Regions from separate parts of the Homo sapiens genome. Here regions 1, 2, 3 and 4 are each linked to region 5. Evidence: chromatin loops called from intact Hi-C (ENCODE). Cell type or tissue: heart right ventricle. All regions are shown on one strand. Region 1 has its middle 91 kb from the start of SNORD154. Region 2 has its middle 110 kb from the start of LINC01370. Region 3 has its middle 110 kb from the start of LINC01734. Region 4 has its middle 120 kb from the start of LINC01370. Region 5 has its middle 73 kb from the start of TOP1.

Region 1 (5,000 bases), 150 kb after region 5:
GCCCCCGCCCTTGCCTCTGATAACATTTACAGTAAATCTATTGCACTGACCATTAAATCCGAGGCCGCCTCAAGCGATCGCTTCAGTGGGGTGCTGACAGGCTGAGAGTTAATAATGACGCAGACGCTAACCTGTTTATTGATTTGCTTTTTGTACCCTTCATCCTCGCTCACTCCTTTTCCCTCTTGGAGGAGAAATCTTGGAATTAGTAATCAGGTGACAACCTCACCCCCCTTCTGTTCCCAGCCATGTCATCCTGCTTAAACTCTTGGAGATAAATTACCGCTACCTCCCCGGCCCCTGCCAGCCATTCACTCTCCAGTTACTCAGCACAAGATGCCGCATCTGTCACTGGAGCCAGCAGACAGAAAAAAACATTAACACAGACATGAAAAGCTTTTAACTTTGACAAGAGGAGCGCAGGAAAGTTTTATATTTAGCCCCTCCAGCAGAGGCCACGGTCAATCCATTAGGGTGGCTTGTCAGACTCAGGGTGAGGTGGGAGAGGGCTGGGACCAGGGGCTGGGAGGGTGTGGGCGTCGCTGGCTCCGGCTTGAGGAGAATGGACATGCGCCCAGGACACCCACTGCCCCTCCTGTCCCTCAGCTCAGGAAAGAGGGAGGCAGGACAATTGGACAGTGAAGTCATTAGGAACTTGGGGAAGATTGGGCCTCTGTTTCTGGTGAAAATAGAGATTTTAACCTCCATTTAAAGATTTCAAGATGTGGGGTCGCATAAAGCTGACCCGTTTTGTGACCGTGGCATTGCCAACGTCCACAAAAAAAGAGGATCTTTTTATGGAAGCCTCAAAAAGTAGCAAAGAGAGGCTGGCTTCACAGGAGGCAAAACTTAAAAAAAAATTCATTTTCTCCCCAAAGCCAATCATTTCAGGCTGAGAATGATCCCTGACTCCTCTTGTTCCGCCTCATCTCCCATTCACCCACACACCACCTCCCAATTCTTTCTCAAACTGAACCCTTTCTGGCTCTGGCCCCTTCTCTCCCTCTCCTAAATCTATCCTTTTCTCTTCCTCAAGAAAGGGTTTTAGAAGTAAAGAAATCACATGTTTCTCAGCATTTTCACCCCCACCCCCACACCGCCCCACAACTATCCCTGTGTCTTTCTTCAATCTATGCAGCAAGGGTTAGCGTTCTCAGCATGCTGGGATGGGGGAGAGATGATAAGTGCACACCTACAAATATACATGTGCATTACTGCTCCAGGGCAGGAGTGGCTGGAATGGCTCTGTGGAAGCAACAGAAGTTGAACTTGCCTTAGAGGAAATAGAGGATTTTTTTTTTTTTTTTTTTTTTTTGAGATGGAGTCTCACTCTGTCGCCCAGGCTGGAGTGCAATGGTGTGGCGATCTTGGTTCACTGCAACCTCTGCCTCCTGGGTTCAAGTAATTCTCTTGCCTCAGCTTCCCAAGTAGCTGGGATTACAGGCATCACCACCATGCCCAGCTAATTTTTTATTTTTTAGTAGAGACGGGGTTTCACCTTGTTGGGCAGTCTGGTCCCAAACTCCTGACCTCAAGTGGTCCACTCACCTTTGCTTCCCAAGGTGCTGGGATTACAGGCATGAGCTAGCTCTCTCAGCCTACAGGATTCTTTGAGTAGTGTTTGCAAGTGGTGTATGGAGGGGCTGGGGTGGAGGCTCCAGGTTGGATCCACAGTGCAGTCCAAGCTCAGGCAATGCCTTTGGTGTGCTTAAGGAAGAGAATGTAGCCCGCTGGGGCAGAGAACCATGTGGGTGGAGACCAGGATGTGGGGACGCCTTCAGAATCTTCCTTAGGCTGGGCTCCTCCCACAGCAGCCTTGACAGAAGAATTCAGGTGCAAGGGGTTTATTTGGAAGGTGATCCCAGGAAGCGTGGGTTGGGAGTTGTGAGTAAGACAGGGAAGGAATGGAAGCCAATATAAGGTGAATTAATGAGCAGGTTGTTGCTTTGGGCAACTGGGACACCATCTTGCTGGGGACTGCAAGGCAGAACACACCTCAGAGTTGCCCTAGCCCTCTGCCACTGGGAGAGATTAAGCTGGAACACTTAGTTGCTAACTTCCTCCCATCACTGGTTGAGGGCTGGTCTGGGGTGGGAGGGACATAAATTCTCTGGTTCTTCTGGTCTACCCTACCTAGGCCAGGGAAGATGCGCAGGAGAGCATCTCAAGTACTTGCAGTAAGAAGCTTTGATGTTTACAGACACAAGTGAGGCACCAACAGCACTGCTAGAAAACTCCCAACCATCAGAAAATGTCTTCCATGCTTCAGACAAACAACCCCCTGGAAGGTTTTGGAGCAAGGGTGGTTTTTGCTCTCCATAGTTTCTTGGGATGAACTTGCAGCAGAATGAGAGATAGTATACTGACGTTTCTTCTCCACAGACTGAGTCATATTCATCTTTATATTGTGGTGCATATTTTACAGGGTCTGGCTCATAGTAGGTGCTCAAAAAATATTGAACACGACTTCATTAATGTCACTGTTTTTGCATTTATCTCCTTTCTTTGAGTTTAAGAGCTTCTGGAGGGCAGAGAGTAGGTACTGGTAGATTTTTACCTTCAGAACTGAGCATGGGGCTGTGTACAAATTAGGGGTTCAGAGAGGGTTTGTCAAAGGAATGAAGAAATAAAAATATTTAGGACTTTTCAGGGGACTCGGTAAGTGGGTTTGAACAGACAGGCCCTATGGATCCTCGCCTGAAGCTATAAGAAGGAGGATGCCTCAGACCAGGTAAACTGAGGGTCCTTTCTCAGGCTGTAGGGAAAGGACAGGGTGGTGGAGGAGAAGATGGATTTGGATTATGGGAGTGAGGAGGGGCTAGGGCAAAGGTGAGCTGCACACAATATATGGACTGTTCAGGGATCCCTGACAGTAGGAGCCAGAAGCTCAGCCCCAGATTGAGATGGAGTCCTGGAGGCAGGAGATCAGCTGTGGATAGGTGGTGCTGGAGGCACCATCCTTCCTCCCTGTCTCCCTGATTCCCCTCACCTTCCTTCACCCAGCCTCAGGGTCCCAACCAAGGCTGGCAGGATCTGGTAGGCTCTGACTAGAGTCTTGCATTTTTAATACGGACTCAGGATCGCCAAGTGTGGAGACTAAATCCCCCCCGGAAGGCAGTCATTCCTTCTCAGCAGCAGCTCAAACTATTCCAGGAGCTCCTGGAGAGGCTTTTCCCCCCAACTTCTCAGGGCTCAGGCAAGTGTGGAGATGGGGGTTTGTCTCCAGAATATGTTAGCTCTGTTACAGTCCTCTCTATGGGGCCCAAAGCTGGCTCAGTTTCTAGAAGAGACTTCTCCAGGAGCCCTACATGGCAAGAATGGTGTCTATCCTGCATGGGAACAGCTTCCCCCGGGCAGGTGAGGGTTCCAGCCACAATAGTGTTGGAAGAAGAAGCTGTCTGGGGCCCTGCAGGCTAAGATATCATTTCCCCAATGCCAGACGAGGTGAGTCCTTGGCCGCCGGACAGGGCATAATAGCTCTTGCTTTGTGTATGGTGATAAAGGCTGAGAGAAATTAAGCTGGTGCAGATCTGTGTCTCCTGTAGCAGCCACAGTTGCTGAATCCGCTGTTTCTGAGAAAGTGAAATTTCAGTCCCTCCGCTCCCTCTTATCAGCGGGGCTGTCAGGGCATGTGGGGAAGGGTCAGCCAACCTCCCATGCCTCTTGGTAGAAAGTGGACATTCTTGTGCAACACATATCTACACTGATGTGGCCAGTCTGGCTGGTGATGTGGTCTAGACACATGTAGACCTTGGTGTGAGGGAAGCTGCAAAGAACTCCTCTGTGTGCCCACCTGACACCTGGCTGCTGCTACAGTCTGAATGTTTGTGTCCCTCCACTCCTCAAATTCATGTTTAGAAATCCTAACGCCCAAGGTGATGGCATTGGGAGGTGGGGCCTTTGGGAAGTGATTAGGTCATGAGGGTGGAGACTTCATGATAATCCCATGAATGGGGTTATCACCCTTATAAGAGGGGTCCCAGAGAGCTGCCTTACCCCTTCCACCATGTCAGGACACAGGGAGAAGTCACTGTCAATGAGGAGGTAGGCCCTCACCAGACACCCAGTCTGCTGGCACCTTGTCCTTGCACTTCCCAGCCTCCGGAACGGTGAGAAATAAATTTCTGTTGTTTATAAGCCACCGAGTTGATGGTATTTTGTTACAGCAGCTTAAATGGACTAAGACAGCTGTGTTGGGAGTGGGCAGGGGGAGGGTGCGGAGGGGGATAGTTCATGCCTTGCCCTCCAAGGAAATGATGCTGCTGCTCTCTCCCTTACCTCCCACCTCTTATGACACAGATAAGAACAGTTTTACATTGGGAAAGGTCAAGACGCAGAGAAAATGGGCTAGAGGGCTGTGGACAAGGAGGCAGGGGAGAGAAGAAGAGTCCACTCTGGTGAAGTGCTGAGGAGGCTTTTGTGGAGTTTGGAGTTAGGTGTGGATGGAAAACGCTGAGGCCTTGCCAGAGTCTGCCATGTGTCTACCCAGTCCCAATTCCTCTATCTCCTAGGCTTGCAGCTTTCCTTGCAGCTAGATGGGGCCATGGTCTGATTCTGGCTGATAGACAATGGATGGCAGTGATGTACACTGCTTCCAGACCCTACAGCTCCCCATGCAAAGATCCATCCTCTCTTTCTTCATCTGCTGGCTGGGTGGAGAGGACTTTAAGGATCTCGGGAAGGCCAGAGATACAGGTGGAAGGGCTCTCAGCCCTGAGCCATGACCTGGAGGAGAACGATTAAGCCAGAAATACCCACATTGCTCTCTTGCAGTTCATTCATTTTTTCCCCTCATTCACTTATTTCCCAGTTCTTGATGAGTGCCTTCTCTCTTCTAGGAACTGGCAGGGGAGGGCATGGTCCCTGCCCTCAGATATAACTGGAGTGTGTGTTTATCAAAAGAGATGCAGAAAGAGATAAGACAGGGGCTGGGTCTAGGGCAAATGGAAAGGGGCCTTGGTGAGCATGGTGAAAAATTTGCATTTTATTCTGAATGACAG
Region 2 (5,000 bases), 1.1 Mb after region 5:
TGCTGTTCACTAGAAAAGAGAATTGAAGAGCAGTTTTCCTAGAGTTTTCAGTAAAGTAGATTAAACTAATATTTCCAAGAGTTGACTTGTAAAATGAGAACCTAGAGAATTCATGAGTCTCTCAAGAGCTTGACATTATTCATAGAAAATGAATTTAAAATTTTTCTAGAAAAGGCTGTATACTTGCATGTGAGGGCACATCTATTGTGCTGAGTCCAGAATGTCACCAGATAAGTGTGACCATATGGCAGGACAGGATACTGAAATAGTTTCATATCCTTATGGAAACCACATCTCCCAGCAAATGAGGTTGCTCCTGGGAAGAGTTCCCTGCAATTTACAGAGGAAAAAAAAATCTGAAACATAGCTGGCCAGATGAGTACTCATTTTCTAGGTATAATACATGTTTGGTATATTCTTATCATCTTAAGAAAACTTCATCTATTATTATTTATTTTTGTCTATTTACTATGTAGTTGAGAGTCATATGTGTGTACATATCCCAAACATTTTCCTTTGAATTTCCAAAAGATTAATTTATATATCTATTTAATTATCTGTTATTAAAAACAGCAAACTATATCATAGTTATTTATCCATAATAGAATATATAACTACAAATAAATGAACTCTTGTACTGTTTTGTATCTTTTTTTTTCAACCCAAGATTCTACTCTATGTGATATTAACACTGACACATCCGTTGTTCTTATTTACATTTTCCTGATGCATATTTTCCAGATATATTATGTTTAAACTTTCTGAGACACTTTTTAAAAATTGTTCCTTTGAAGAGGTGCATCTTTGTTTTTAACCTGAACTGATGGTTCCTAAATATTAAAGGGTGGCATTATAATTTACATTTAATGTCATAAGAGACACATTTGCACTTCCTTCTATGATCTTATTTTATGTTTTCTGGATTTTATGCTTTCCTACCATTTCCCCTATTTCCTGTCATTAGCTAGATGAACTCTGCTTTGATTTCTTTAATCTCCTGCAGTAATTTGGGAGGAATCATCCTGTTTTTTATTTCTACTAAATTTTGCAAAATAATGTACTTGATCCAATATTTCTCTAATTATCAAGGTCAAAAAGAAACAATAGCTTTTGACTCAGTCCTATTTTAGTTGAGAAACTTAGCACATTTTATTTATTTATTTTTTTACTTCTTTTTTCACTTCCCAGTATTTCATAGTGCAATATGTGGTCTTGGACAACTGTTATTGTTTCCCACAGTATTTTACATTTTGGGTTATATTTATTTTAAAATTTAGAAAATCCTCCCTCTCATTTCTTTTAGAAGCATTCTTGGCCTTGTTCTTATTAATTTCTACTTTAATTGTTTTTGTTCAGTGTTCTTTTCCTTTGTTTTTGCAGGGTTCTCTTATGTGGATTGTCCCTCCAAGGCTGGTGTCCTGGGAACTCTGTTTTATGTCCTTGTTACCTCTCACTCCCTTTAGTCTCTTGGGTGCCCTCATAGATGCTCATGTGTGCGGCCATCACCCCTGTGCTTGTGTCTATTGGATCTCTATCCTCAAATCAGATTCTCTCTTGACTGCACCATTAGTATAACCAACTGCCTACTGGATAATATCTTTAATATCTCAGAGACACACACAGAACTTCGACAGAAATATTTACAGAAATACGGATGTCTAGCGTTATTGTGCTACCTCTCTAAGTTGGGGAATAGGTGTGAAGAACTAAACAATATTGAGGACCTATGGTATGCTATGGTATATTCATACATCACACCACTCCATTCTCATTTTGACACCCTCTGGTATAAAGACGTAGGTGCGTGCTCAATTCTAAAAGTGGACAAACTGAACGTCAGGAAGGTTAAGAAACGTATCCAAGACTTGGTTTGGGTTCTAAAACCCCTGATCTTCTATTTCTTCCACATTAAAACTTTGCTTTATCATTTCTCCTGATTTCCTTGACCTCTGCAGCTTGATTTCCTTTCTTTAAGAGCAGATCTTAGTCTTTCCATTTGGACTCATCTTTCTGGGTCATCCACTCCTTCCTAAGGGTATTTCTAGGTTTGATTCCACATGTAGAAAGGATGAAGAAGGAAGAGTTTCATTGCCTGCAATTGGCCAGGAGACCAAGTCCACTCTGCGGTGGGACTAGGGGCTGTTCTAGATCCTCAATTCCTCTGTTGTCAGGTCCTGGATCTTAAGGGGAATGGATGGGACCAACCATGGGAAGGGCATCCTATAGGCTTCTAAGAAATTAATTAGCATTCATAACTATTTTTCTTCCACTCTTTCCCACTTTACCTCAGAAGATGGGTGGGACTAGAATAGTACAGAGTTCTGCAAAACTGAACTACTGTGTTTGAAGTGCCATGTGGAAGCTTCTGGTTTGGTTTGGGTTCAGATGGATTCTTCCACTGGTCCTGTTTGTCCCCAGCTAGGTTTCTTTTCTGTGATATTTCAGGCCAACCTAAGATAGCACATCATTGAAATCATCAAGCTAAAGGATCTCTCAAGCTTCCATGTAAAGCAAATGTTAAGAATAGATCTTTCGTCTACCTATATTTTGGGTGGTACAAAATGCCTACATTCCTGAAGTCCTGCTTCTGCAGACCAAGGCCAACAGATTGTTCTTTGAATGTCTCAAAAGCTCTTTTTTTCTTATAATGCCAAATGCAATATTTTTTTGAAAATTCTACACCAGAAGTTTCCCAGCTGAGAAAACAGGCTTGTGAAAAATGGTTTCAGAAAATGTAATAAACCATGCAAAAGTTGTTCAGGATGCGTTTGAAATGAACATCTGGATATGAGTGCAAAATTACTCCTTTCCCCTCTTCCTCTTTCTCACAGCTGTTTGAAAGACTCCTGAGGGCAGGGAAGCAGGTCAATGAACTAAATTGCACCTTCCCCCCTCTTCCAAATCCTTTTGCACCTATGCAAGGAATCTAGCTCACATATGTGTTTAATAAGTGAGCACAAATACAAGAAAAAAAATTATCTCGATTCCTGTTGACTCTCTGCAGCAACTCCAAAGGAAAATAAACTCTGGATTTTAAATTTTTTCAAACAAAACTTATGGTTCTAATAAAATGTTGCTTTAAAGTTGACTTCTTTATATCAAGAACTGAACAAACCACCCATTTCTCTTTATTTCTTAAAAATGAAGGATTATTACATCACACTTTCCCCAAATGGAAGAAAATCCAGTTACCAAGGCTTTGCCTTTTAACTTATAATTGAGAAACATAAATGATTCTCTATGTTTTTACTGAATTTATCATTGCATCTGTTTATTACAAGTCCCTTCCGTAACTACTACTACAATACATACATCTAAAGATGGCATCAACTAGTTAAGTAGATCAGAAAGGAACACGTTGACATTTAATAGATCTTCATGAGATTATCAGTGTTCACAACAAATGCAGCAAATATGAAATAATTACCTCATATCAGAAGAATGTTTAGAGAAGTCTTTGGGGGGACCAGACAGATGTTTTCACATGAAAAGAGGCTGACTCATCAACCCTGTGCTGTCAGAGGCCAAAGTGGGCCTGAGGAAAAGAGGAGATTCACTACTTAACACAGTAGCTTTTGTCATTTGTTTCAAGCACTTGTCTCCTCTACTGGTCTCTGGGATTTTCTATGGTAGGGGAGGAGCCTTAGTCATCCCTGGATCCTTGTGCTGTACTGTCAACAGTACACAGTACATTGCATGTGTTCATTTGTTGAGCAAATGACTTGCTGAATAACTGGAAGCAATTCCTCATATAGATTTTCCAATTACTAGAAAAACTCCCTTATGAAAAAATGGCCAAACACTTGCAAAACATGTTTGAGGACTACAGAGGGCGTATTTCTTAGATTATGTGGAATCCAAGGCCCTCCCATCTTTTTGGTGTCTGAAATTCCTGTCCACATGCCAGAATTATCTCTCAGCAATCTTTCTTCCTCATATCCCTCATGTATGTTTACAGACATACCCTGGTTCTTACTAGGATCATTGTAGAAACAGTCTTTGAACTTGACCTCTGCTTCAAAGCTTCTTCTATCTAATCTATCCAGTTCTTTTCAGCTGGTTTTATTTTTATTTTTTTGAGACAGAGTCTCATGCTGTCACCCAGGCTGGATGCAGTGGTGCAATCTCAGCTTACTGAAACCTCTTCCTCTAGGGTTCAAGTCATTCTCATTCCTCAGCCACCTGAGTAGCTGGGATTACAGGCATGCACCACAATGGCCAGCTAATTCTTATATTTTTAGTAGAGACACGGTTTCACCAAGTTGGCCAGGCTGGTCTCGAACTCCTGGCCTCAAGTGATCCACCTGCCTCTGCCTCCCAAAGTTCTGGAATTACAGGTGTGAACCACCGTGCCTGGCCTTATTTTGTCTAACTGAGTTCCTACACAGTGCCAAGCACTGTGCACAGCAGTGAATACATACTAGGGTGCTATTGAACTGTATGGTAGAGATCACCTGCCCAGAATAGCAAAGTAGGCTTTCTGGGAGAAGCAAATTAGAAGGAAAACAACAATGAACCAGATGAAGAAAGCATCAAGGAAAAGGGTATTTGAGTATGAAGGAAAATTATTAATGGTATCTGATATAGTTTAGACATTTGTCCCCTCCAAATCTCATGTTCAAATATAATCCCCAGTGTTGGAGGTGGGGCCTAGTGGGAGGTGTTTGGATAATGTGGGTGGATCCCTCATGAATGGCTTGGTGCCCTCCTCTGAGGTAATGATGAGCTCTTGACTTTTTAAAAGAGTGTGGCACCCCTCCTCCTCTCTTTCCTTCTCTCTCACTGTGTGACACGCTGACTCCCCTTCCTCTTCCACCGTGATTGGAAACTCCCTGAAGACCTCACCAGAAGCAAATTCTAGTGCCATGCTTCTTCTAGAGCTGCAGAATCATGAGCCAAATAAATCTCTTTTTTAGTAAATTACCCAGCCTCAGGTATTCCTTTATAGCAACATAAAATGGACTAATAAAGTGTCATTGAGTTGAAACAGCATGGAAGAA
Region 3 (5,000 bases), 1.8 Mb after region 5:
TTTTTAAATGAGATGGAGTCTTGCTCTGTTGCCCAGGCTGGAGTGCAGTGGCTTGATCACAGTTCACTACAATCTCTGCTTCCTGGGTTCAAGCAATTCTCCTGCCTCAGCCTCCTGAGTAGCTGGGATTGCAGGTGTGTGCCACCACACCCAGCTAATTTTTGTATTTTTAGTAGAGATGGGGTTTCACCATGTTGGCCAGGATGGTCTCCATCTCCTGACCTCGTGATCCACCCACCTCAGCCTCCCAAAGTGTTGGGATTACAGGCGTGAGCCACCACATCCAGCCGAGAGGCTCTTTAATATGCAAATGGCTGGCCTCTTCAAGCTGTTCCCTCACTCACCTGGACTCTCCTCTTCACTCTCACCTTTCTTTCTCTCCTTTACCCCTGGATAAACCCTGACTGGGATCTGGAGGGCTGCCCCTGCCCAGAAAGAACAAGGTGGAAGGAGAGGGGTAGCTGAGCCTCATGGCATCCATGCCAGCCCCCATGTGGCTAGAGCCAGATCCCCGCACGCTACCCTGCAGGACTGACCCCTGAGGCTGCCAGAGCTCAGCCTCCCCACTGCTGGCCTCACTCAAAGTTCTTTTCTGGGCTGGGTTGGGAGTTAGGGCAGGGAGAAATCTCAATTTGTTGCACCTTTACCTTCCCCTCCCACCCCAGAAAATCTAGGTCTGCCTGTTCCCATGGGGAGTTCTGCTTCCACCAACGCACTGAGTACAACAGGAGGACAAATTCTGGGGACCGGGGGGGTTCCATTCTGGGTCTGATGGGGCCCAATTCAGCCAGGGTCCTCCTGCGGGTCCCCTCTCCTCTGACTTAAAAAGCCAGGATGCTAACTCAACTTCACCATTCCACAATGTATACATATCATGTTGTACATGATAAATATATATAATTTTATCAATTTAAAAAAAATTAAGCTCAGGTTTATATGTGATTTTATAAATACACATAGTTGTCTCATATAATTAGAAAATTATCCAATTTTTTTGAATAAAAATATATTAAGATATGTTATTTCAATGCTTCTAGACTGTGACTAGGAAAATCATATATTCTTTCAAGCACACCATTCCTGATTTCAATGCTGCTTAATTGAAGCAGCATTAATGGAGAACTTAATTTCATTTCCACAACTCAGTTTAGCTGCCTTGGAGATAAATATCTAAGGGTTTTATGATGGAGGTTAGAGTTATTGTTGTGTTGTTTTGTTTTCTAGAAAATTAATGCCCAAAAAAGCAAAGAATCGCAGAGAAATGGCCCCTTCATGAATGATCAATGAGGAATGGATCAGGAGTTCCAGGCTGTCACAGGGATCCAGGCTGCAAACTCCAAAAAAGGAAACATCAGCTTTAGAAGTGCTCAGAAGCCACCCCGTAACCCCTGCCGGCCACAGCTTCTAACACTTAGATGGAATCCTTTTAGATACTAAAACAAAAATAGATTATATCTCAGAAAGAGACACGAAAATGATTTGACACTATGTGTATAATCTAATTCAAACCATAGACCCCCTAATCGACATTTAATTGATGCAATAATGTTTGTTCATGACGGTAAATAAACAAAATATATAAACAGAAACATCTTCTTTGATGTTTAATGACTGCTTAGCAGCTATTTGGGTCAGAGCTACTGAGTCCTAATAAACAAATGCTTAATAATCAATTGAAATGCATTTCTCTGGTTATTGCCTTATTAAATCAGATCCAACTTCAGCTGAGGAATATTCCTTCCAACAGGAAGAAAATGGTTGGAAATGAAAAAGGTTGTGATGGCAAGTCCCTGTGTACCCTGCAAGTGAAATGGACGAGTTTCTCTCTCCATCCCTGCAATCACCTGGAGCCCATGAGAAAGCCACACTCCAGCCTGCAGGTACCCTGGGTCTTGTTGTGCTAAAACAAAGTGTCTCCTTTTCAGGTTTGACTGTCATTATAAATCCCCTTCTATTACCTCCCCTATGGGGTAATCCATGTAAACAAAACAACCCATGTAAAAAAAAGCAGTGTCTGACATGTTCCATAAATCCTCAAAAAGATGGTTATTTGCTACTGTCATTATTATTGTTATAACATTATTATTGTTATAACATTATTATTATAATCCTAACTTGCCACTGCTTTCTGAGCATGCGTGAAACTCTGGTCACCTGAGTTTTTGTTTGTTTTTCATAAAAGCCAGCCTTGTTTTTCAGTGCCCGAGTCAAGCCACATCCTGCTGTCCCAAACAGCAGCTCCATCAGCTCCAAGCCATGTCCGGGAAGGGCCACCACTGGCCATGGCCAAGTCTGCAGTCCGGGCCACCTCCAGCTGGAACTCTGAGCTCTTGCTCCTCAGGTGTCTGGAAGTTCACGCCAGCCTTTTCTGTGTCACCTCCAGTCCTCATGCTTCCAGGAAGTGAGCCTTGTGTTTGGGGCCCTGGAATGGACATCCAGGCTCTGTTTCTCACTCCTAAAGATTCCCCAGAGCCCAGCTCCTGGTGGCTGAGCCCATCAGTAACTCCACGAAGTCCCTTCCTACAGCTGCTCAGCCACTAGCCCCCTGGCAAGCCCCTCACTTCTCTTTCTGCTCCCCTCCTGCTCTTCTCCCCACTCCACTCCTCTCTAACGCAAGCCCCAGTGACTGGGATCTCTCTACCCAGGGTGAGCAGGAAACCCAGAAGTTGGCTGCCCAGCTACAGAGATAAGGAAGAGGTGCGTGTGGAACATTTAAGGGAAAGAATAATCACCAGGGCGACCAGAGGCCCACTGAAGAGACTGGGCAGGTGCTTGACGGTCCCAGGGAGCCATCGTGTGGCCAGTCTACATAATGACAAAAGGGTCCCTCTCCAGTGACCATCCGGTCTGGGCTCCTAAAGTCCCTATCCAGGACCCTTCTTTAGACCTCAGAAGTCCCACGGTTCACCTTCTTGGAAGGATGGGAAGAGAGGGAGAACAGAGAGGAGAGACTGACAGTAGAGGCCAGAGCAAGGAGAAGGAAAGGGTGCCCAGGGCAGTCTGTGAGGCTTCTTAGACAAAAGCTGTTCAGACAAGACCAAGAGCTCCTGAAAGAAAGGGGGTCAAGGGAAGAAAAGTCCCAGAGGAACAGAAAAAGCACAGCTACAAGGATGGAAACCCAGGCAGCCTCCACTGGAAAGCTGGATTTCCAACACCTCAGTGCAGGGAACTGGAAAAGAGGGACAGAATCAGATTCGGGAGTAGGGTCAGAGAGTTCCTCCTCCTCCTTCCCTTCCCCTCCCTCCTTCCCTTCCTTCCCTTCCCCTCTTCCTCCCCCTGCCCCTCCTCCTCCTCCCCTTTTCCTCCTCCCTTTCCCCTCCTCCCGTTTTCTATCCTCCCACTCTTCCTCCCCCTCCTCTCCCTCCCCTCCCCCTTCCTCCTCCCCTTCCTCCTCCCCTTTCCCTCCTCCTCTCCTCTCTATCCTCCTCCTCCCCCCTCCTTCCTCCCCTCTCCCTCCTCCCTCTCCTCCTCTTCCTGCTCCCTCCAATGCACCCTCCTCCCTCGCTCTTCCTCCCCCTTCTTCCTCCTGCTCCACTGCCCATCCTCCTTTTTCCTGCACCAACCAGACACAGGCTAAGACAGTACAATTGGTGGGACCCTGAGAAGCCATAAAAATCAAAAGTGCATCCCCCATGGCCCCTCCAGCTCTGGAGAGTTATCCCTGTCATCCTGCCAGGTTTGTGCAACCTCATTTTACAGAGCAGGCACCTGATGTGTTAGTTTTATTCCAAGTGTATGTGCTGACTTTGGAGAGATTGTTATTAAACACTCGGGCTTGGGAATCAGGCTGCCTACATTTGTGTCTTCAATCTACCTGGCTGTGTGAACTTGGACAGGCTGCTCAACTTCTCTGAGCCACCATTTCCAGAACTGTAAAATTAAGATATAATTGTACCCGGCCCCCCAGGTTGACATGAGGGTAAAATGTGATAAGACACATAGTGCTAGATATTTTCAGATGCAAGAGCTAATTCTGTTCCCCAAACATCCCAGGGCATCATGAGTACTAACATACCCCATTTTACAGATGAGAAGCTGAGAGAGGCTGAAATGATTGGGCAGAGGTTATACTGACAGTGGCTCAAGCCTAGGCTTGTCCAATTCCAAATTTGCATAAGAATTCATTGACCATGTCCCCCTACTTTGTGCAAGCTCTTCCCTCTGCCTACAATGCCCCTTTCTTTTGACTCAGCCAGAGAAACTATCAGACCCAGGCCAGAGGTCTCCTGCTCTGTGAGGGCTTTCTCTACCCCTCCAGACCCAGCAAAGCTCCCAGGAGACCAGCCCAGATCTTCATTAGCATGTGGATCACGTGACAGGATCATCACCTGTCCACCTGCCTGGCTCCCACTAGGTGGAAGCTCCTGGGGGCCAGGGCTGAGGCTATTTCCCTGCAGCTGTGTCCAGCTTGGAGCATTGAGTGGCATGGTGCGAGCAGGGAGGAAGGAAGAGGAGAGAGGAAGAAGGGGAAGAGAAAGGAAAGAGACAAGAAAAGAGGAGGGAGGACAGGAGGGAGAGCACAGGGGAAGCAGGGATGCAAATGAGGAAAACAGGAAGGAAGGGAGGTGGGAGAGAAGGAAGAGGGGGAAAGGAGGAAGGGAGAGAATAGGAGAGAGGGAAAGGAAGAGAAGAGGAGAGAAGGAAAGGAAGGGGAGGAGGGGGAGTGCAGAAATGAACAAAAAAGGAAGGACCGAAGGGAAAAAGGACAGAGGGCAAAAAGGAAGGAAGAGAGGGAGAGAAAGGGGGAAGGAAGGAAGGGAGGGAGGGAGGGAGGGAGGGAGGAAAGGAAAAAAGGAATGGAAATAGGGAGGGGGAAAATGGGAGGAAACGAGGGAAGGAAGAAAGGAAAAAAAGGGAAAGAGGGAAAGAGGGAGGGAGGGAGGGAGGGAGACAGTGCCCTACTTCTCACAGTTACCTTAGTGGGGGGTCTCTCTTCCTGGCAGAGGAAGCAGGCGTGGGTACCTCAGTACCAGCCACCTGGCCTTCTCCCAACACTTCCT
Region 4 (5,000 bases), 1.1 Mb after region 5:
TCAAGAGGAATTCATTCCCAAAGTTTGTAAAACTTTCCAGAAACGACCTTCAGCCTGCCACCTAGGCAGCTGGGTTGACGCTTACATAATACTCTTAAGCAACCCTTTGAATCAAAGCCCTCTAAATTATCAGCTTTTCTCCCTCTCTTGTGCACCCTATACCACTGTCTCAGAAAGTATATAAATGCCTTCTTTGAGTTATTTTCTGACTTGGGGTTTCTACCTGGTTTCTGGTCCTTGCTGGAACTCAGCACCTGATACTTGGTTTAAAGGAAGCCTCAGGTCTGTTTCCTACTTCAGTCACAGAGAGAGAGAAAGTTATTGACTAATACAGTTTCTCTCACTAATTATTTCCTACCTCTGATTTTCCACTCCAGGAGTCTATGATTTTTAGGTGGTATGGAGTCTGAATTCAGTTTGAAATAGAGAGAAGTTGGGCCCTAGACAGCATGTGCTAAAGGCCTTTGCTGAACAAAAGGACCCCAAAACAAAGTCAGAGAATAGTTTCTTCCAATTATCATTTGGCTTTACATTGTCATTACATACATATTGAAATCCTTGATTTCACAGGGTTTTACATAGCTAAACTACAGATGGAGGGAGTCAGTGAATTAAAGCCTTTGATGAAGGCCAGGTGCTGTGGCTCATGCTTGTAATCCCAGCACTTGGGGAGGCCAAGGCAGGCAGATCACTGGAACTCAGGAGTTTGAGACCAGCCTTGGCAACATGGCAAAACCCATCTTTCCCCAAAATACAAACGTATCAGCCAGGAGAGGTGGCGCACACCTATAGTCGCAGCTACTAAGGAGGTTGAGGTGAAGGATAGCTTGAGCCTGGGAGGTAGAGGTTGCAGTGAGCCGAGATCACACCACTGCACTCCAGGCAGGGTGACAGAGTGATATCCCATCTCGAAAAAACAGAACAAAACAAACAAAAAGTAAGAAAACCTTGGGTGAGTCCTGGGGTACAAAAGAGAGCTGTTATCCTTACACATACACACACACACACACACACACACACAAATACACACACATTGAGCATCTATTATTACACTGGAAAATGTTGATCCAAAGGTGAACAACTATGAGTTCTGTCCCCACCTCTCACCTCTGGCCCTATGAAGCTTATACCTTGATGGGGAAACATATATGAATCAAATAACTACCAAAATATATGTTACATATTAACAGTGATAAACACTTCTAAAAGAGAGGTACACTCATGCATGCTGGGCTTAATAACTAGGTGGTAGGTTGATAGGTGCAGCAAATCACCATGTCACACACTTACTTATGTAACAAACCTGCACACCCTTCACATGTACCCCACAACTTAAAATAAAATTTAATAAGGAAAAGAAAAAGAAAAAAAAGAGAGAGAGAGGTACAAGTACTGTGAGGACATATTAAAAGGGAGATGGTTCTACTCAGAAAGGTTTTTCTGAAGAAGCAACAAAACTGAGGGGTACATAGGGTTAGCCAGATTCAAGGGTGTGACAGGGAATGGAAGCCCAGCTGGCACTGAGGTCCTGTGACCAGGGGAATCCATGCTCTTTTGAGGAACTGAAACAAATCTGGTGTGAGTGGAGTCCAGAGAAGAAAGGAGGGGGAGGAGGGGCTTGACTCCAGCTGAAGCTGGAGTGATTGTGGAAGTATGTTGGTCTTCATTTTAAGAATCCGGGGAAGTGATGCAGGTTTTGAAGCAGAGGCAGCAGGGCCAGATTTCTGTTCCTGCACGAGTGGTCTTTCTGCCATGTGGAAACAGATTGGAGGAGGGCAAGAGAGGATGTGAGGAACAGGCCAGTTAGGACTGCACTGCAGTCTTCAATGGTAGAGACGGGCTGCTTACACTGTGGAGGTGATGGGGCAATGGGAAGAAATGGGGAGTTCCAAGAGGGAGTTAAGTGATTAAATCAAAAGAACTCACATTAGCATGGCAGGAGTAGGGGAGAGGGAGGTGTTAAGGATGACAAACCGTTTATAAAACAACTGGATGTTGTTCTCTGAAACAGGGATCTCTGAACAAACACCAGGCAGGGAGGTCAGGGTGGCCATGAGTTAGTTTTTAGATATTTTGAGTTGGAGGCGTTCCCTGACCTCCCAGACAAAGATACACAGTTATGAAATTTGAATGAGCATTCTAACTTGGAGGGAGATATTTTGTAACGGGAATTTAAAAAGTAGAAATGACAAAAGTTACTATTTGTTGAATATTTACTCTGTCCCATGGTTAGGAATCTATTATCTAATTTAAACGGTACAGGACTCTGTATGAAAAGACTGATTCTCCCATGTTACAGATGAGGAAGAGGAGGCCCAGAGGGAGCAGCATCTTCAAGTTCTTAATGACTGTGTCACACTGCCCCCTGCTGAGCAGCTATTACGTGCCAGGCTCTCAGGGCGTTTGCATTCCAGTAAGATGGGCTCACGGGTTTTTGTGTCTTCCATAGCAAACTGAAAGAGAACTCATGTGGTAGGAATTTCTGCCATGTGCCTATTAAACTGACATTTGTCTGCAACAAACAACCCACTGGTATTCACATGCACAAGTACATAGGCACACCTGTGCACACAACTTTCTCACTAGTTTCCTCTCTTCACTTTTCTCCGCCAGGATTATTATTTATTTTCTTCTGATACCTGGTTTTAGGTTGCCCAGTGGCAGGTAGGCTAAACATGATGAACTTCGCCGTGCATCCAACAAGAAACACACTCTATCAGCCTTTAATTTCAGAGTCTTAGACAAACAGGGAAGGGATGGGAGACCAGCAGTACTCTTCTTCTGTAAGGTCAACTAAAACTCTTGCTTGCTGTAGGCAGCTTCCTCCACTTACCTATCTGAGTATTGTTCTGAGGATGGTAAGAATGCCACTTCTAAAACTAGCTGAGAAGCAGAGATAGGCTTACTGCAGCATCTAAAGAAAGAAGAACATTTATACAGCATGATCCCTTCAAGCATGTTCTGCTTTTGCCCAAACATTTAACATGACCATGGAAGAATTTCACTATACCCATTACTCAGAAAAGTTTGAGATTTGAAACTGCAAAATTTTTCATAGTTTTCATGGAACAAAACATACAGATCAGTACTGAAAATATAAATCACTCTTAAACATTTGGTTCTTACTATTTTTGTAAAAAGTAGCACAATTGGAAGATAAATTATGCCCCTGTGTTGACATGTATGTATGTGTGTGTGTACAGAAAAAATAAACAAATTTTCAATGATCCATTTTGGATTTAATTAAAATTCAGTTTTGTCTGTAGTCAAGCGTATTTTTGCTGTTTGAAATAATATAAATCTCCTAATCTAAAGACCCTGGCTGGGCACTGTGGTTTATGCATGTATTCCCAGCAATTTGGGAGGCTGAGGTGAGAGGATTGCTTGAACCCAGGATTTCAAGACCAGCCTGAACAACATAGCGAGACCCTGTCTCTACAAAAAAAATTATCCAGGCATAGTGGCATGTGTCTATAGTTCTAGCTACTTGGGAGGCTGAGGCAAGAGGACTGCTGGAGCCCAGGAGTTCGAGGTTGCAGTGAGCTATGCTTATGCCACTGCACTCAAGCCTGGGTAATAGAGCAAGACCCTGTCTCTAAAAATGAAAATAAAATTATTGTCTATAAGATCAGTGACAGTGATGACAGGAGCAATTTTTATCACAAAGTGAGAAGTCTCAAACAATTGAGACTATTGCTGGAATTTTCTCCTATAAATACTATACAACTTGTCTTCCTATATTCAATCATAGTTTTCATGTATTTTAATTCTCCTAAAACTTATATCCAAAAACATAAAATAAATAATATTTAGATTACCCATTGTTAGACAATTCAAAACAATGCCATCTTTAAGCAGAAAATCAGTGCTAACTTCAAGGATTATCTGAGGTCATTGGCCTTTCTCAAACAAATGAGAGAATACACAAACCTATGTTCAAAGGGGAACATATCATTTGAAGAAATTTTTTTGGCAATGTTATTATGACTTATTTTTACTTAAAAAGTAATATATGCTTATTATAAATCATTCAACTATTAAAAGGGATAGAAAATGGCCCCATTTGAAGGAGGGTGGAGAGAGAATATTAGCTGCTTTTCCCACAGTTTCCCTTATTATAAATCATTCAACTATTAAAAGGGAATAGAAAATGGCCCCATTTGAAGGAGGGTGGAGAGAGAATATTAGCTGCTTTTCCCACAGTTTCCCTAACGGCATCTGAAAGCAAAGTTCAGTATAACTCATTTAAAAAATCATAAAATTGTTCACATTGGTGGAAATACAATGCAGGTAATGCTACCAAACCCAGATCAAAAGCAACTCTAAGAGGTTCCATATTTCTGTCTGAGGCCAGTTCCTCCACCCACCTGTGCTCTAGATGCCATTCAACTTTGTTTCATCCCTAACTTTGCACTCTTTCTACAGTGGATCCTCCCAGAATATCATCTGCTCAAATCTCTCTTTTCTTAAAAAAAAAAATCTTTGATTTTACTTTCCTCTATTTTTCTGTGTTTTTTTAACAGCAGCATTCTCAAAAAGGTGTCTGCATCACTACATCCATTTCCAAGAACTTTACTCCAATTTGGTTTTCATTACCATCACTCCAGGAAATAGTGTCTGGTTAATTCCATCAGAAGTTATCGGGTCATTAAATAAAATGAACACTTTTAAATCTTTTTAATCATTCATTCAACAACTAATTTTTGAATAATTTCTATGTACCCTAGTTCTTTATTAAACATCAAAGTTGATTTATCAAACAAACATTTAAAAACCAATTTTGTCTTAGTTTTAACGTTGCTGCAGAGGGCGTTTTCCATTGTACCTATTAGTGCCCCCATTAGAAGGTTTTATGTAATATATTTCTTTTCAACTGTATCTGTGGCAAGATACATAAAATGAAAAATAATATATTATTTCTCCCTAAAAATCATTCTATTTCCTCTTTTTGTTAGACTTTTCTTTTAACTCTGGCCACCAGGAAGCTCAAAAGCATTACC
Region 5 (5,000 bases):
ATGATCCGGCCCAAAATGTCAGTAGTGCCAAGGTTGAGGAATCCTGGTCTGGAACGTTCTCAACTTGCTTTTTTCTAATAATAATAATGATTAATAATAATAATATATCTTGGAAATCTTTGCAGGTTAGGCAATATCTTTCTCTCATTCTGATGACTTCTGTGTCTTCTTTTGACTACATCACAGTCCATCCATCTCATCCCCTTTAGATTGATTTCAGGTTGTTTGTGACTTGGCGGTATTAATAGAAACATCCTTGTTATTCCCTGGTTTGGATGCTTGGGAGTGGGATTGCTATGTCAAAGGGGTAGTTATTGGTTGATTGATTTACTAAGTCCTCATATAGTGCTTCTATTTTAAATACAACAGGCACTTATTTATTATTGTTATTATTTTGAGATGGAGTCCTGTTCTGTTGCCCAGGCTGGAGCGCAGTGGCACAATCTTGGCTCACTGTAACCTCTGCCTCCCAGGTTCAAGCGATTATCCTGCCTCAGCCTCCCGAGTAGCTGGGATTATAGGCGCGCGCCAAGACGCCTGGCTAATTTTTTTGTATTTTTGGTAGAGACGGGTTTTCGCCATGTTGGTCAGGCTGGTCTCAAACTCCTGACCTCAGGTGGTCCGCCCGCCTCAGCCTCCCAAAGTGCTGGGATTACAGGCCACAACATCCACTTATTTTTAACTTTGATAGATACACTGCGCTTTTCCACAAAGGCTGTGCCAGCTGACCCTCTGTCCTTTCCTAGCTCAAAGCCAAGGTTTCAAGGAAAATGATACAAACAAAAGTTTTGAGTTATAGTTACTATGTCTTCAAGAGGACTAAAGGAAACTCAACCTTCCTAGGGTGGATGGGGGCCCAGTCTTGCCAGCCCCAATGGCAGCCCTTGCCATAGGCCCTCCACCATGTAGCTGGCAAGGGACAGACTTGTCCATCCCCATCAGCCCTGTGCAGCATGAAGGGGAAGAACTGGGACAGGCTGGGAGCCTCTGTTTTGCAGATAAGGCTCAGCAAGGCTGTGTGATTTGCCCACCAGCTCCGAGAAGTCACATCTTCCCAGAGCCCCTAGTGGGACGCCCATGGGTTGAGCAGGGGGAGAGCAGCGTGCAGAGTGAGACTGGGCTATGGTTATGGACACTGGAACTTCTCATAGTGACATCAGCTCAATACTCTACCAGGTCCCTCATGGCCCTGGGGCCAGGGTTGCCAGGTTTTACATGACATCTATGCAATATTTGGGACATTCTTACCCTAAAAAATTGTTCATTGTTTATCTGAGATTTGAAAGTAACTGAGCAACCGTGTTTACCTGGCGACCCTGCCTGCTGCTCTCTGCACCGTGTCTTCTCCATGGATAAAGGGGCAGGAAGGGGCAAATGGCTGGGACCAGACAATCTCTCCATTTCTCACCTACCCCTTTCTCCCTTCTCTCCCGCTTCCTTCAGAGTCTGAACATCCATATTCGAGAGCATGTTCTTGCCTACATGTGAATGGCAAGGCTGGAACGGAAGGCGGCAGACGTGTCCAGGGCAGCACTGATGGCCGGACTGACCCCACCTCCCCCCATCGTCCATACTTAGAGCCAGCGGCCACTGCAAGTGTAATTAGTCAATAAATCATCCCGAGTGATAAATAGAATGATAGATGCAGGTTTCACTTGATCACTTTTTTATTAAGGAGAAATAAATCAGCACCACATTGTTGCTATAAACCTTTCAAACTGGTCAGATCCTGGCTGGTAGGAGCTGATTAACATGGCCACGTGTAGAGACCATTTGTAGCTGATCATTGAGATCAATCAATCCCTGTCAAGTTCCCTTCTTAGAAGAGGTGGCAGAAGCCAGGTGCTGTTCCACCATCCACTGCTCCTGTGGCTTCTTGCCGCAGGGGCAATGGGGAGAGTGTGAGCGTGCTTTGGTGCCAGACAGCCCAGATTTGAATCCCAGCTGAGCCACCAACCAGCTGTGTAACCCCGGCTAGCTGTCATCCCCTCTCTTGGCCTCAGCTTCCTCTTCCCGAACAAGAGCGTGACACCAGGAACTTCCTTAGAGAGTTTTTCTGAGCATTGTGGTGTCAAACTTCTTGGTTTCAGGACCCTATTATGTGCCTAAAAATTGTCAAAGACCCCCCCCACCATGAACTTTTTCTCTATGTGAGCTCTATCAATATTTATTATATTAGAAATTAAAAAAAATTTACTTACTGACTTAAACAATCATAAGCCCAATACATATCAACATAAATAACATTTTTATTGAAAAATAACTATTTTCTAAAGTAAGAAGAATGTGAGAAGAGTGTCATTGTACTCTATTTTTTGCAAATCTTTAGAGTCTCATATCTACTTTTTTTTTTTTTTTTTTTTTTTGAGACAGTGTCACTCTGTTGCCCAGGCTGGAGTGCAGTGGCTTGATCTTGGCTCACTGCAACCTCTGCCTCCTGGGTTCAAGTGATTCTCATGCCTCAGCCTCCCAAGTAGCTGGGACTACAGGCATGCACCACCAAGCCTGGCTATTTTTTTTGTATTTTTAGTAGAGATGGGGTTTCACCACGTTGCCCAGGCCGATCTCCAACTCCTGAACTCACGCAATCTGCCGCGCTCGGCCTCCCGAAGTGCTGGGATTACTGGCAAGAGCCACCACACCTGGCCTCATATTTACTTTTGCATTCAATCTGATAAGTTCTGATAAGTTGTTTTGGTTCAAGGGTATGAAGAAAATCCGGTCTCATTCCAATATGCAGTTAGAAAAAGAAGGAAGGATTTTAATAGTCTTTTCAGGTAATTGTGGCTATATCAAGTAGCCTCTGGAAAACTCCTCCATATATCCATGGAAGAATGAGAGTCAAAAGGCAAATAATATCTTAGCATTATTATGAAAACAGTTTTGACCTTGTGGACCCCCTGAAAGGGTTCCAGGGGCCTCCAGGGTCCCCAGACTCCAATGTGAGAACCACTGAAATGGAGACAGCCTGGAGAAGGGCCTGGACACAGAGGTGGTCTTCTGGAGACGCTGAATCCTGTCCCTGGCCTATGTCTTGCTAGGTCTTAAAGAGCCTATTTTCTTCTCCTCCCACACACCCTCTATGGAGGTAGTGCTGATGTCTTTCTGTGCTCACCCAGGTCCTCTGCCCACCTCCTCCCCCTGCTCTGGCCCTGGGGTCTGACTTATGAGTGTATTACAAGCTTCCAACTTCTGGAATGGGTTCAACCAATGGGAGGTTCTAGCCGGAGACTGGAGGGTGGGAGGACAGTGAGGTTTGGGACATTTATTTCTCCAGCTCCCTCCCCACCAGGTTGGTGGCTGAAGCTGCAGCTGCTGTTGGCAGCCCCTTCTCTCCCTAGCCCCCACTAACTGCTCTCCTCCTTGTCCCTGCAGGCCTTGGTGTGGTAAGGGTTCCCCACTGTTGCTGTTCATGGAGTGTGGCACCATCCTGGTGTTTTGCTCACTTAAAAAAAAAATTAAACCCTCCTCAATTACTACCTGTTTCCTTTGGGATTCTGACTGATGCATGGTTTTCTGGGAAAACTTCCGTTTTTGGATAAAACCGGAGGAAATACACCGAATGAGGAATGCGAGTAACTCCACCCCATCCAATTGCATGGGCTTCACGGTTTGGTTTACAAAGTGCCTTCCCAGCCTTCATTTATGAGTTCCTCGGTAGAACCTCCGAGAGGCCAGGCTCAGAGAGGACAGACCTGCCTAAGGCCACACAGTCGTGAAATGATCTTGGCTTGTGGGGTCCTAGATGCCCTTGTGACCTACACCACTTCCAAGAGCTATGTGGGTCTTGAGGATCCCTGCTTCCTGGTCCCCCCTTGCTGTGGTTGTATCTATCCTGGAACTCTCTGTCCAAATCCCTCACCCCATCTTCTGCAACCACAGCAAGTGTTCATATCAGGTCCTTCCAGCCTCCTCCTAGCTGGGTGCTCCTTAGCTGGTGCTACACCTTTAGCTCTGCCCCTAGCATGGCCTATAGAAGGCTGATGCTCACGTGCCCAGGGCCCATGGCTGCCCCAACCATTTTCCCTGCTCTTGACCAAGCCTCCTCTCTTTTCATGACTCCATGCCTTTGCCCATGTTCTTTCTTCTCTCGCCTGTCCTCCCTGGACAGACATGTGCTCATTTTTTGTCGTCTGGAAAGCCTCTCCTGACTGTGGCTCTTCGTTCTTCCCTGCAGAACTAAGTTCTTCCTCCTAGGTGCTCCCAGAGCTCTGTGCACATCTTGGATGTGTCAGCATTACACCTTGCTATAGTCTCTTTCTCCCTCCTTCTCCTCCTCCTCCTAATTCTTCTTCCTTTCTTTGTCCCCACCCCCCTCATTTCTTACCATGCTCCTGACCCCTCAATGTGTGTATCAGTTAGCTACTGCTGTGTAACAAACCATTCTAAAACTTTGTGGTTAAAAACAATGGCTGTGTATGTAACTCATAATTCTGTGGGTCAGCTGGGTGGTTCTGCTGATCATTGCTGGGCTTGGCTGAACAGTTTTACTAACTCTCAGCTGGGGATCCCTCATGTGTTACTGATTTTTGGCTGATCTAGCACAGCCTTGACTGGGATGACTCATTTATGCTCTGCGTGGTCTCTCACCCTCCAGCAGGCTAGGCCAAACTTGTGCTAATGGTGACTGAGCAGGGTTCCAGGAAAAGCAGCAGAATCATGCCCAGCTGCTCGAGGCCCACGCTCGGAACTGGCACGGTGTCATTTCCAGCACATTCTATCAGGCAAAGCAAGTCACCAGGCCAGCCCAGATTCAAGGGATGGGAAAATAGACTTCACCTCTTGATGGGAGGAGCTGTAAAGTCTCATTGGAAGGGATGTGGGTACAGGGAAGGAAAAAATTTGGGCCACCTTTGCAATAAATCTATCTCAACTAAAGCTAGCTGAGAGAAGATTCTAAAGCTCACGAGTAATTTTTATAGTCCAAACTCTTGACTATGGCCTACAAGGCCCTATATGGACTAGCCCTACCAACTTCCTCATCCTTAGCTTGCACCACG

The links. A loop is a pair of places that touch in the nucleus more often than their neighbours do. Peaks named below come from ENCODE experiments on the same cell type or tissue, not always from the same donor. Only the 100,000 strongest peaks of a DNase experiment are listed, where the experiment ranks them.
Region 1: it touches region 5 in a loop (2.5-fold over the local background); 27 of 110 quality-filtered maps call a loop at or near these places.
Region 2: it touches region 5 in a loop (4-fold over the local background); 40 of 110 quality-filtered maps call a loop at or near these places.
Region 3: a loop joins it to region 5, with 5 times the contacts of the local background. A loop is called at or near these places in 35 of 110 quality-filtered maps.
Region 4: it touches region 5 in a loop (4-fold over the local background); 40 of 110 quality-filtered maps call a loop at or near these places.

The regions. Positions count from the first base shown.
Region 1 is chr20:40,802,637-40,807,636 of GRCh38, reverse strand. No RefSeq gene overlaps it. Among named protein-coding and RNA genes, the nearest start is that of SNORD154, 91 kb to the right of the region's middle. In heart right ventricle, no CTCF peak of the experiment used is centred here; no DNase peak of the experiment used is centred here; H3K27me3 peaks cover 2,229 bases.
Region 2 is chr20:39,892,086-39,897,085 of GRCh38, reverse strand. No RefSeq gene overlaps it. Among named protein-coding and RNA genes, the nearest start is that of LINC01370, 110 kb to the left of the region's middle. In heart right ventricle, no CTCF peak of the experiment used is centred here; no DNase peak of the experiment used is centred here; H3K27ac peaks cover 660 bases.
Region 3 is chr20:39,110,034-39,115,033 of GRCh38, reverse strand. No RefSeq gene overlaps it. Among named protein-coding and RNA genes, the nearest start is that of LINC01734, 110 kb to the left of the region's middle. RefSeq lists enhancers at 2,323-2,824, 4,849-5,000. In heart right ventricle, a CTCF peak has its summit at 2,796 (motif pointing left); a DNase peak (open chromatin) is centred at 2,767; H3K27me3 peaks cover 1,797 bases.
Region 4 is chr20:39,883,583-39,888,582 of GRCh38, reverse strand. No RefSeq gene overlaps it. Among named protein-coding and RNA genes, the nearest start is that of LINC01370, 120 kb to the left of the region's middle. In heart right ventricle, a CTCF peak has its summit at 2,362 (motif pointing left); DNase peaks (open chromatin) are centred at 1,602 and 2,362.
Region 5 is chr20:40,953,633-40,958,632 of GRCh38, reverse strand. No RefSeq gene overlaps it. Among named protein-coding and RNA genes, the nearest start is that of TOP1, 73 kb to the left of the region's middle. In heart right ventricle, no CTCF peak of the experiment used is centred here; a DNase peak (open chromatin) is centred at 1,962.